Regions from separate parts of the Homo sapiens genome. Here region 2 is linked to region 1. A link is a loop called in an ENCODE intact Hi-C map of the cell type or tissue named here. Cell type or tissue: GM12878. All regions are shown on one strand. Links, peaks and the distances in the headings refer to the core of each region. The heading gives the core; the rest is flanking DNA.

What was found. Hi-C counts contacts between places; a loop is a spot of excess contacts. Peaks named below come from ENCODE experiments on the same cell type or tissue, not always from the same donor. Only the 100,000 strongest peaks of a DNase experiment are listed, where the experiment ranks them.
Region 2: it touches region 1 in a loop (2.9-fold over the local background); 2 of 110 quality-filtered maps call a loop at or near these places.

The regions. Positions count from the first base shown.
Region 1 is chr2:155,212,432-155,217,829 of GRCh38, forward strand. LOC107985952 (a long non-coding RNA gene) reads left to right here. Exons shown (of 3, transcript XR_001739745.1): 3 at 819-899. Among named protein-coding and RNA genes, the nearest start is that of KCNJ3, 520 kb to the left of the region's middle. In GM12878, for the core only: no CTCF peak of the experiment used is centred there; no DNase peak of the experiment used is centred there.
Region 2 is chr2:155,142,551-155,147,948 of GRCh38, forward strand. No RefSeq gene overlaps it. Among named protein-coding and RNA genes, the nearest start is that of KCNJ3, 450 kb to the left of the region's middle. RefSeq lists an enhancer at 3,541-3,600. In GM12878, for the core only: a CTCF peak has its summit at 3,343; a DNase peak (open chromatin) is centred at 3,411; H3K4me3 peaks cover 730 bases; H3K27ac peaks cover 1,620 bases.

The DNA.
Region 1 (5,398 bases), core at 214-5,213:
ACGGATGCTGCTAAACATCCTGCATTGCACAAGGTACTACTCCTCACAGCAAAGAAATTTCCAGTTTGAGATGTCAATGATGCTGAGGCTGAGAAATCTTGATCTAAAAGTCTCAATTTAAAAGCCATTTAGTCCACTTAAATATGGACTTATTGTTGGTTCTGATCTACACATTTCTCTACAAGTCCCTAATTTAGAAGCTGAACATTTGTTTTTATAGTTGGCAAAACTCACATTCAAACACAGAAAAAAAATTAGCGTCACCAAATTGTTAAATTAAATTGGTGATTTCTGGTAAAAAGTATCTGAGTAACCACTTTCCTAAAATAGATTGTAAAGGAATAGCACGGAAGTTATCTGAAAATAACAGGCTTTCTGTGTCCTGAAGAAATAAATGTAGCAGGTGAAGAGAAATAAATTTCCATTATTTCATGATTGTATGAGGAAACACCCTCAATGGCATCCTCAAAACCTGGAGTGACTGACACATACCATACAGTTTCAACCAAATTAAAGGAAACTATCAGATGCTAACAGGAATTGCCTTTCAAGAGACCAGAGAGAATTATTGGAAGTATGTTGCGGAAATTTTCATAAACCACAGCAAAACTTTTACTGTAGACTTAAGGCTGGAAAGTCAGAGCTAGAAGGTGTGGAATATTCACCATTATAGATTATCCATCATCCATCCCAACCTCCTTTTTATTGGACCTTCCTTTACTGCAGAGATAGAAAGCAAAGAAACATGCTATTTGAGTTCATTGAAGCTAGGGACCTATGTGTGATTTAGATTTCTTTCATCCGATTTCTTCATGTAGATCTGAATTGGAAAGTGAATTGAAATAAGATAGAGAGAAGAAAGATGAAAGGCATGGAAGGGGAATGAGGAAGAAACAAGGAAGAGGAAGAGAAATAAGGTGAAGAGAGGAGTAAAAGAAGAAGGGAAGGAAAGAGGAGAGGAGAAGAGAAGAAAGAAGAGAAGAAAAGAGATACAAGAGGCAAGGTAGCCCCTTGTCAAGCAAATGTGTGGTGACTCCAGAGCCAACAGTTCTGGTGTTTAGTGCTTGATCTTTAGATTTAAGATTGCAGTTAAAGTGATGGAACACTGTGGCTGCCAGTTGGTGCACCAGCTTTCTGAATCTCAATTTCTGGTATTGGCCAAGTGAAGTGTAAGTAAATTAATGTACTGCATTGTCATGTTACTCAAAGTAGAAAAAATGTCGAAACAATGTAAATGTTCCTCAAGAGTAGATCAGTTAATCAATGTGTATCCATATAATTTATTTATTTTTTTCATTAAAATACTGTAGATCTATGTTCACTGCCAAGGAAGAGTGTGATGGCTCAAACATTCAGGCATTCATTCACTTAATGCATATTTATTGAACACTTTCTGTGAACTTGGTAATATACTTGATCTTGATGGTGACAAAATTGAAATATTTACATCATTATATAAATTATTATTTAGAAATTCATGACATATTAAAATAAAATGTATAAAACTATGAATAAAAATAATCTTGCATTAAAGACATGTACTTGCATATTCATAGAAAAACATCTAGCCTACAGTGGTCATTCAATAAATGGAGACAGTGGAAATATCTGAACTGTATGAATAAAAGTTACTACTTTATATCTTTATATACTGCCTAATTAATATTTTACATCATAATTTTATTGCTTTTATAATCAGAGGAAATAAACTGTTTCCATTTTTAAAATAAAATAATTTAGGCATACGTGGCATACTTATAAATCTTCTTTATTCAGAATATGCTTTTTTGTTCTCAAGTGCAATTCGTCCAATATTGTAATGAATAGTCTTATTTTATATATGATATATGTATCTCATTTTACATATGTGTCATATTTTATAGATATGTTTCTGATGGAATTAATCTGGTATGTCTTCTTAAGTTTCAGTGGAAACACAAGAAATCATCAATTGCAATGCTAAGCATGTTGTAAAATGCCATTTCTTCCAAATAGTAATGATTTATTGAGTATTTACAATGTGCAGGACATGATGCTAATTAATTAACCCTCACTACAACCAAACATATTAGATCCAAAAACTTAGCATCTCTTTACACAATAGGAAACTATCACCCTAGGAGAATAAATACCTTGTCCAGTCTATATGGTTAGTACATGATAGAACATAGATTTGAAAAGAGTCTTATAGAGGCAGTAAGTCCATTTCCAAGATACTGTATCTTTTTATTTATCTATTATTTTTTATTTAACTTGGTACTTTTGTCTTCATAATGATTGTACTGTCTTTCATGTTATAAAAAAAGGTGATAATTTCCTTAGAACATTGTAAATGTTAATTGTCTTAACATTTCAATTTAGAATTTTGTCTTCTCACAGAGTGAAGAGGCATAAATTCACAGTTTATATCTTTTAATGTGTTGGGTTTATAGCCTAAGCTTAGTGGGTTCGGTTTATGATAACATAGTAATTGATAGTGAAATTCATAGCTGGGCATGATGGCACACATGTACAGAGCTGGGCTCTGAAGTCTCACCTACTGAGGAGGCTGAGGCCAGAGGATTGCTCGAGCCCAGGAGTTTGATGCTGCAGTGAGTTATGATCACAGCACTGCACTATATCCTGGTGACAAGAAAGACAGGAAGGGAAAGGGAGAAAAGACATTCTGCTGTCTGCGTTTCAAAAAGCCAGGCAAATATATCTGTTTTGCTTCATTTAGTTTTTCATCATTTCCTTCTTCCATAGAAAAACATGTTTTGAAACCTCTGTTTAGCCACTTAGGTGCAAAACACACTCACACACACACACAAACTATTACACAAATAAAGAGGTGCATTGCAATAACCTCCAAAAGTTATTGTATAACTTTACCAATATGCTGATGTCCTTAAAAAGAATTATTGTTAAGAACAATGAATAGGCTGTGTGAATCTAAAGGAGAATTTAACAAACATTCTGAAATTCTTCAAATTTGTCCTTTCTCTAATATCTAAGTAGACTTCTTGCTTCTAATTATCTCTGCAGTTCTTATGAAGTCATTTCCTTTCAAGGAAAGTTAATGATTGAAAGTTACCATCCTATTAGCCAAGTGATTGATGTTAGATAATTGCATTGTGAAAGATAGCAGCTACAAACAAAAGCCTTCCTATTCTCACCAGTTTAGCACTCTTTCCTAATAAAGAACCAGAATGTGACTTCCCAAATGTTATTATTCACACTTTGTTTTAGAACCGATATACCATATAAGAAAGAATAAAGGTGTCACTGAGATATGAAGAATGCTAGTGTTAAATATGAACGTGGGCATATTTTCCACTAAATTTGGAATAACATTAATATATATTGTTCATCTCTAAGGCAAATGCAACCAGATAAACTTCAACCACAATATACAGAGAAGGGGAATTATTATGAATTTCACAATTAACAAGAAAATGCTTTTCAATACAATTCAAAAAGAGTTCTCTGATTTCTAGAACTATTCAATTCAAGTCATTCAAAACCCCATATGTTAAACTAAGTTTTGTACTAAGCATGTGAAATGCAAAACTCAAGTGATAAAATGTCTGCCCTGAAAGTGTAAATATGCAGTGCAACAAACAAGAGAGAACCAGTGGAATAGGCTGTAGCCCTGTGTGCAAATACCTTCCACAAACTGAGAGTAAAGGAATATCAGAACATCCATAAGGATAAATAGACTTCTGTCAAACTAAGAAGGAAAAATAGCTAATTCCAAGAGAATATATTGCATAAAAAACACGGACATGGTGAAACTACCTGGAGCATTCACATAAATGCTTTAAAATCCAGTGCAGCTCACATGGAGAATGCATGGTGGTGGGAGATAAAACTAAAAGGAGGATTTGGGATACACGTTACTATTTAAATTACCAGCTCCATTTCAGAAAGATAATTCTGGCAGCAATTTGAGGAAGAAATAAGAATAAAGATCGAGGATCATCATCAGGTCTGCCCAGTTGTCTCAGCGGGAGGTGAGAGAGCCTGAGAAAATACAGTGGAGGCTGAATGGGGAGCAGAGGAAGAACCAGAACGGTAACTTCAGCATCAAAGGTGCCCAACTTCATGGAGACTTTTAAGAACATAGGCAAACTTCAGCTTTAAAAAGTGTGTGATGCTTTGAGAACTTGTATTTAATTCACTTAACAACATCTCTATGAGATAGCACCATTCCCGACTTGTAGAAAATATGGTTGAAACCCAGACATCAAAGAGTTTAGTACACAAAGAAGATTCAAATCTAAAACCAATAGCTATATTACTCTGATGCTGTTTTCTAAAAACAGAGTAGTTTTTGTTATATAGCCATACAAAATTCTAGGAGATGCTAGTTTTGCATTTGGATATCTATCTATCTATCCATCCATCTATCTATATCTATATAACTATCTTCCTGTATCAATCCTGTAGAATTTGAGAAATTATTATCTCTTCTTCACAAAATTTCTTTAAAGTAACAGAAATATAGAAAAGAATAATAATACTGACAGTAGGACTTCTGATCTCGTCTCTTTTCTAATTCAGTCCTATTGGCTCTATATGACTCCTTGTCCAATCTAGACACCCATGTTCAGAAACTTCTGGAATGTCCTGACAAACGTATTCTGGTTCCAGCATAAACTACTGCCACTCTAAACTAACATTACCAAAACTATACCCCTTCTTCCACTTCTCATGCTGCAGAGAGTTATTCTGAAGCAACAAAATACAATTTAGACCAGGCCCACTAAAAACATATGATATCTCATCTCAATTATATCTTTGTTATGACTTGGAAATGCTTATACTCATCAATGTATCTAAAACATTTTTGAAGTTAGAATACAAAAAGCATTATTTTAAAGTATTTTCAATTTAATAAGTATTTATTACATCATTACTAAGGTTAATAATGATAAGCTTGCATTTTTCGACTATTTGCCAGTTGTCAAACAGTGTTTGACATGCTTCACATGCATTATCCTATTTAATCCTCAGAGCTAATGCCATACTGCTGTAAGGACTAAAGCAGAAACACAAAGAAAAGAAACACCTCTGACTCAGCCTCCCATACTGAAGCCGTGACTCTAAGTAAGACTTCAGACAACACAACCCAATAACTCAATAGATTCCTTATTATTATTCTTAGTCTGCATCTGGAGCCACAGAGGTTTAGGGGCATTAAACAAATACTTCAAGGTCACAGAGCTAATAGCTGTCAAAACCAGAACTTAAAATAGTTCTACTTGAATCTAAGGTTAATTGTTATTTATATTATACTATTATTATCTTACATTCAAGGTCCCCCAAATCCTTACCATAGTATATAATAAAAAATATGAAATAAAATTGGTTTCAATTTACTGTTATAGTTGTTTAAATAAGAGATAAATATATCAAG
Region 2 (5,398 bases), core at 240-5,239, 70 kb before region 1:
TATAAAGGTAGACTATTTTATAGAACTTTGAAGAAGTCTGGCAATGAAGAGAAGGAAAGGCTACTATGTGATTCTTTATATTAAATGAAATTTTAGAAATATTTGCTTAGTATGTATTAAGATAGCTTCAATGGCTTGACTTTTGGGGATTTTTTTTCCTCTTTGTTTATTCAGTCTACCTGATTGATCTGCACTTCATATGGATTTATGCCATTTTGATCCTCAACTGTCTGAACTAAACTCTCGCTAGACCCATCTGTTCTGTCTTGATCTTTGGCCTACCTCATACTGCTGGCTTAACTGTTTGTATTTTCAATATCAGTTAGGATGTCTCTGAACCAACTGGGAACTTCCTATCCATACTACAGCTTGAATTTACACAAAAGCAAAGCTTATTAAGATCCTTTATATATTTCTCAAAGCTGCAGCATTGAAAAGGATCACATGCCAAGCTTTGAGTTTGCCACAGGCAATTTGGAAATATCATTTCTAAAAAACTGTACTCATTGTGGGACTAAGATGTTAGACCTTCAGTGGGGAAGTGATTCACAGGTAAAAAGACCAAGTTGGAGGCAAAAAGAATGTATTGAGCTGTGAGATGTTAGAAAGTTAGATCGACAGAGATTAGCAGAAGACAAAAAGAAAACAAAGTAATTAGATGGGAGGGAGATGAAATCTGTGGCCATGCAGATGTACGCCTTGGAAATCTCAGGGCCTTGTAGCGGCTGCTGCTGTTTTGAGAGCTTCAAGGAAAATGTGTAAATGAGAAATGTGTTAGTCAGACAGAGAGTCACTAAAATAAATCATTATCTTTTTATCTTCTAAATATATTGTCTAGTCAACATAGAGCTATGTTAGAAAAAAATGTTACATCATACTTAAGAAGTATTATTTTAAAAGTTTTATCCAAGAAAGCTGTTTCCACTTTCGCATATTGCTTTGTAGTTCATTTTCCAAGAAAATATTTTAAATATGTATGTATTACTTTATCTGAAACCTTTTTATAAAATAATTATGCTTAGCTATATTAATCCAATATATCATATTACAACTAGATTAGAATATCATAATAAAACTACGAGCAAAGAGATTGAGTTTTAGTCTGAAAGATACCATATACTCAAGAATTATAGAGTTAACACACTATTTATTGATAATTAAATACCTATCAGTAGTACACTTACTTATAAGCCATTTTTGTTTTTATTTTTACAGAGGAAAGATTTACATCTTTCTCTGTACCTAACAATAACAGCTGTAAGGGGAAAGGGGAAAGTTCTGCTTGGCCCTCTGCAGGTTTGCTGACAAATCAACTCACAGAAAACAGATAAATTGGAGAAAAGGCATACTAATTTATTTAACATGTATACATGAGAGCTTTCAAAATGAAGACACAGAGATATAGGGGGAAATAGTCTATTTATTTGCTTAGGTTCAACAAAGTATGGACAGCTGTGTAGATATATAATTGTATACAAAGCATATGATCTAATGTTAATAGACAGAGGAGAAGCCCAGCAAGGCCTGTCTGTTTACATTCTTCTTGGCCTCTCTATGCATGTTTTCTCCTTTCTGAGTGGGGGCAGGACTTTTTCTGGAAATGGGGTGTTATGACTTACAGCCAAAGAAGGTAGGTCGGATAATTTCTTTATGGCCACTTTTTACACAGAAAGATGGAGGGAAAGTTGGAGTAATGTTTTTAGGTTTTATGGTTGTCTTTGGGGAAAAGCAGTTCTGGTTTCAATGGCCTGCCCTAGGGAAGAGGGAGTCTAGTTTCTACAGCTAGCCTCTGGAGAGAATGGGACTGAGAAGCAGCAGAACAGGAGAAGGTCAGAGAAAAACGTTTACTTGTGAGGTTGCTTCTGAGTCCTTCATTTTAGGGTCTTGTTTTCTGACCCCAACACAGCATAGCATGGATTCTCAACAAACATGCAAATAGAATAAAACTATCTCCTTAAAATCATCTGCTTATTTAATATTATGTAACAGATAGTTAGGATAAGATTTTAGAGACTTAAAATAATTATGCATTTCTTCGGTTGTTAAAGTACTATTTTTTAGTACTTGTTTTTGAAGTTTCTCATCTAGAATATTTATTACATGAGCGTTTAAATTCTCTGGCTTTTCTACAAAACAATAACAACAACAAAAAACATCCTGATGGGTTAAGGAAGTTAATATAGAGTGAATATTTTCTTAGAAATAGATGCATATTCTGCTTAAATATCTACATAATAACGTCAGTTAGCAAAGGGTAACTTAAAAAAAGTTATCCTCAAAATCTCCTGGGCAATTTTATTTCTCATTTATGTGAAGTCCAATACATTTGATCCTTGTTGTGTGGCCTTTGTACCCAACTATTTTCCAAGCTCTGATTAGGGAGACCCCACCTTGTATTGTGTCTGCTATTTCTAGGGCCTTGGAGAGAAGAGAGTGTTTTTAAGACTGCTTTTTTGGTCAGCTCTGGGAGTGGCACACCATTCTGCAACACACATTCCATTAGCCAGAATTGTGTCTTGTGGTCCCATTCAGAAGCAAAATGTCTGTAGAATGTGTTTAAGTATGTCCAGCAAGCAGAGAAAAACCAAATATTGATAAATACAATCAACTTCTATCACAGTAATAAAGCATTACTTTCTTATTAACATTTTATAAATGTAAATTATTTTATTTTGAGATCTGTGTTCAATGTAAAATTTTTTGAAGGTATTATATTACTTAATGAGGAACTTAAAGTAAAATAATTTAAGTACGGTAATGCAGACAGTAAATTTAGACTTAGTATTTAAATTCAGCAAGGCCCATGCTCAATTCTAGATCACTATGTTTAAGGTCTAATCGTAAAACAGAGCAGCAATTGCAATACAGAGTTAAGTATTTTGGTTGGCAGCAATACATATACTCTATATTTACATGTAAGTTATTACAGTTTAAAAGTATGTGGGAAAATAGGTTCAAAATAGATAAAGATTTTATAACGTAAGAGAATGGAGAACTGAAATAATTATTAAGTTTTCTTAAAGGAAAAATTGCTCTACATTACTACCTAAGTTTATCTTCTGTTTCATTTTGATAAAATTTATGTTAAACAGTCTAATAAAATATTAAATCACACGTCTTTTTCTTAAAGTTCCTTAAAATAATACTCTCGTCTATGTTATCAGTAAACAGTCTTAATATTGCTGTTCTCCTGAGATAATTTTTCTCTAATTGCTGCTCATTATTTAAGGAAACTTTCAATATTAGTAAAACATTGCTCCAAATCTTTCATTTAGAGCTATTATTATACCTGTGCTGTTTTTTCTTCTGCCCACGAAGCCTGTCAAAATGCAAATTGCTTTCTCTGACCAAAAGTACAGCAGGAGCACAGCCTGGCTGCTTTTTACACAAAACCACCAACAGATTTGTTAACAGCTGTTCTTGGGGTCTGTGCACGTAATGGAAACTTCAGAACCTTGCAGGGTTCATGGTTTCTTCTGTCTGCAGCACAGGAATCGTTTAACAGTAGGTGACACTTTTGGCAATGTATAATTAAAGGGCTTGTTTTAGCAAAATTACACCCTGTGTAACACATAATAAAAGATAAGGGGGAAGGAGAGGTAACAGGCCTGGGTATACAATTTAGTTTGTAGCAGAGAATGAGCACAGTTGGGAGCTTGACTATTTTTGCTGTGATTCCTGAGGTCATATTAAGCAAAACAAATCACTATGTTTCTACTTTATTCAGGTGACAAGTGGATCGATAAGATAATTAATAATATCTCTTCTTCCCTATTTGGCTAATTGAGACGAGGGAAGATTATAAACGGGTCTACAACATGAAAAACCAGAAGTCATTTAATTTGAATGCCAGCATCACCTCCCCAAGGTTATTGATATTTGATTTAAAGGGGAATAAAAGATGGACAATTTAAGTGAATCTGACTTGTATTGTTCTGAATCCATATGCATTGATTCAGATTTGTGAGATGTCTTTTCAACAAGGTAGCTTTGGATCAGTGGGGCTTGCATATTTGATCATATTTCTTTCAGAACCTTTCTTAAATACTCTTCATTTGTTACCACCAGGCAAAGGCAAATCTCTAGTTTAGAAAACTTGATTTTAAAATAAATTAGAAAGTAAAGAGAGAAAAGGCATGTTCCATTCCTGACATTTGTATATACTATTACTCATTGAAAACATAACATGGTAAGTTTGTTTCATAGTCATTACCTCTACCATCATCTGTTACCCCCTTTGAACTACACCGTTAATTATCTTTGCCTACTTCTGAAATGCATATACATAAAATCTTATTGTATGTAACATTTGAATATAGCGTTTTTGCTTATCATTATGTTACTGAGATTTATCAGTGTTGTCACACATAATTTCAGTTTATTTTTATTGACATGAAGCATCCTATAATATGAATATGCCACACTATATTTAATATTGATGGACATTTTAGTTATTATAAATCATGATGATATAGTTTTGCATGTACTTTGATGGACACATGCAAGCATCTTATTAGGTAATACAATATATTATAGAATTGCTACTTTATAAAATATATGTATGTTTAGCTTCAGTAAATACTGCCAAATAATTGTCTAAAGGGATTGTTCCAAGTCACATTCCTGCCATCAATATATGAGAGTTCCATATCCTCACCAACACTTGGAAATATTAGTATTTTATTATATTTTAGTTATTCCAGTAAGTATACAGTGGGATTTCATTGTTGTAACATTTGTTTGCCCAATGATGAATGAGGTTAAACATCTTTTCACATGTTTATGCATTATTTGGATGGCTTTTATTTGAAGCACCTGCCCAAGTCTGTAGCCTATCTTCTTATCAGGTTATTTATCTTGATATTGTTGACCTGAGACATCTTTTATAAATTTTTAATATTTGTTATATATACATATATGTGTGTGTGTATACACAAACATTTAACTATAATCTTTTCTTGATTTTTTGCCTTTTCTAACCCTTAATGATGTCTTTTAAGATATAAAATTTTAATTAACTTTAAGTTCAATTTGTCAAATTATCCTTTTCTTTTGTTAATTTTTTGTATTATGTTACAATCAACTGACTATATATGTGTGGGTGTCCCTCTTTATATTCTATTCTATTGATGAGTTTATCTCTATCTGTACCCATACCTCACTGTTCATTCACACTGTAATTACATGAAGATGAAATACTTAGTGTTCTAAGTTCTCCTGCATCATAATTGTCTTTGTTATTCTTTTTTTTGCATTTTCATGTAAGTTAGACAATCCATGTATTCATTTTCATAAAATAAACTACTGGAAATTTGTTTTGAATTGCACTAAATCTATGTATCAGTTTTAAAACAACATTTTTAATATTAACTCTTAAAATCATATAGCTTATTCCTAA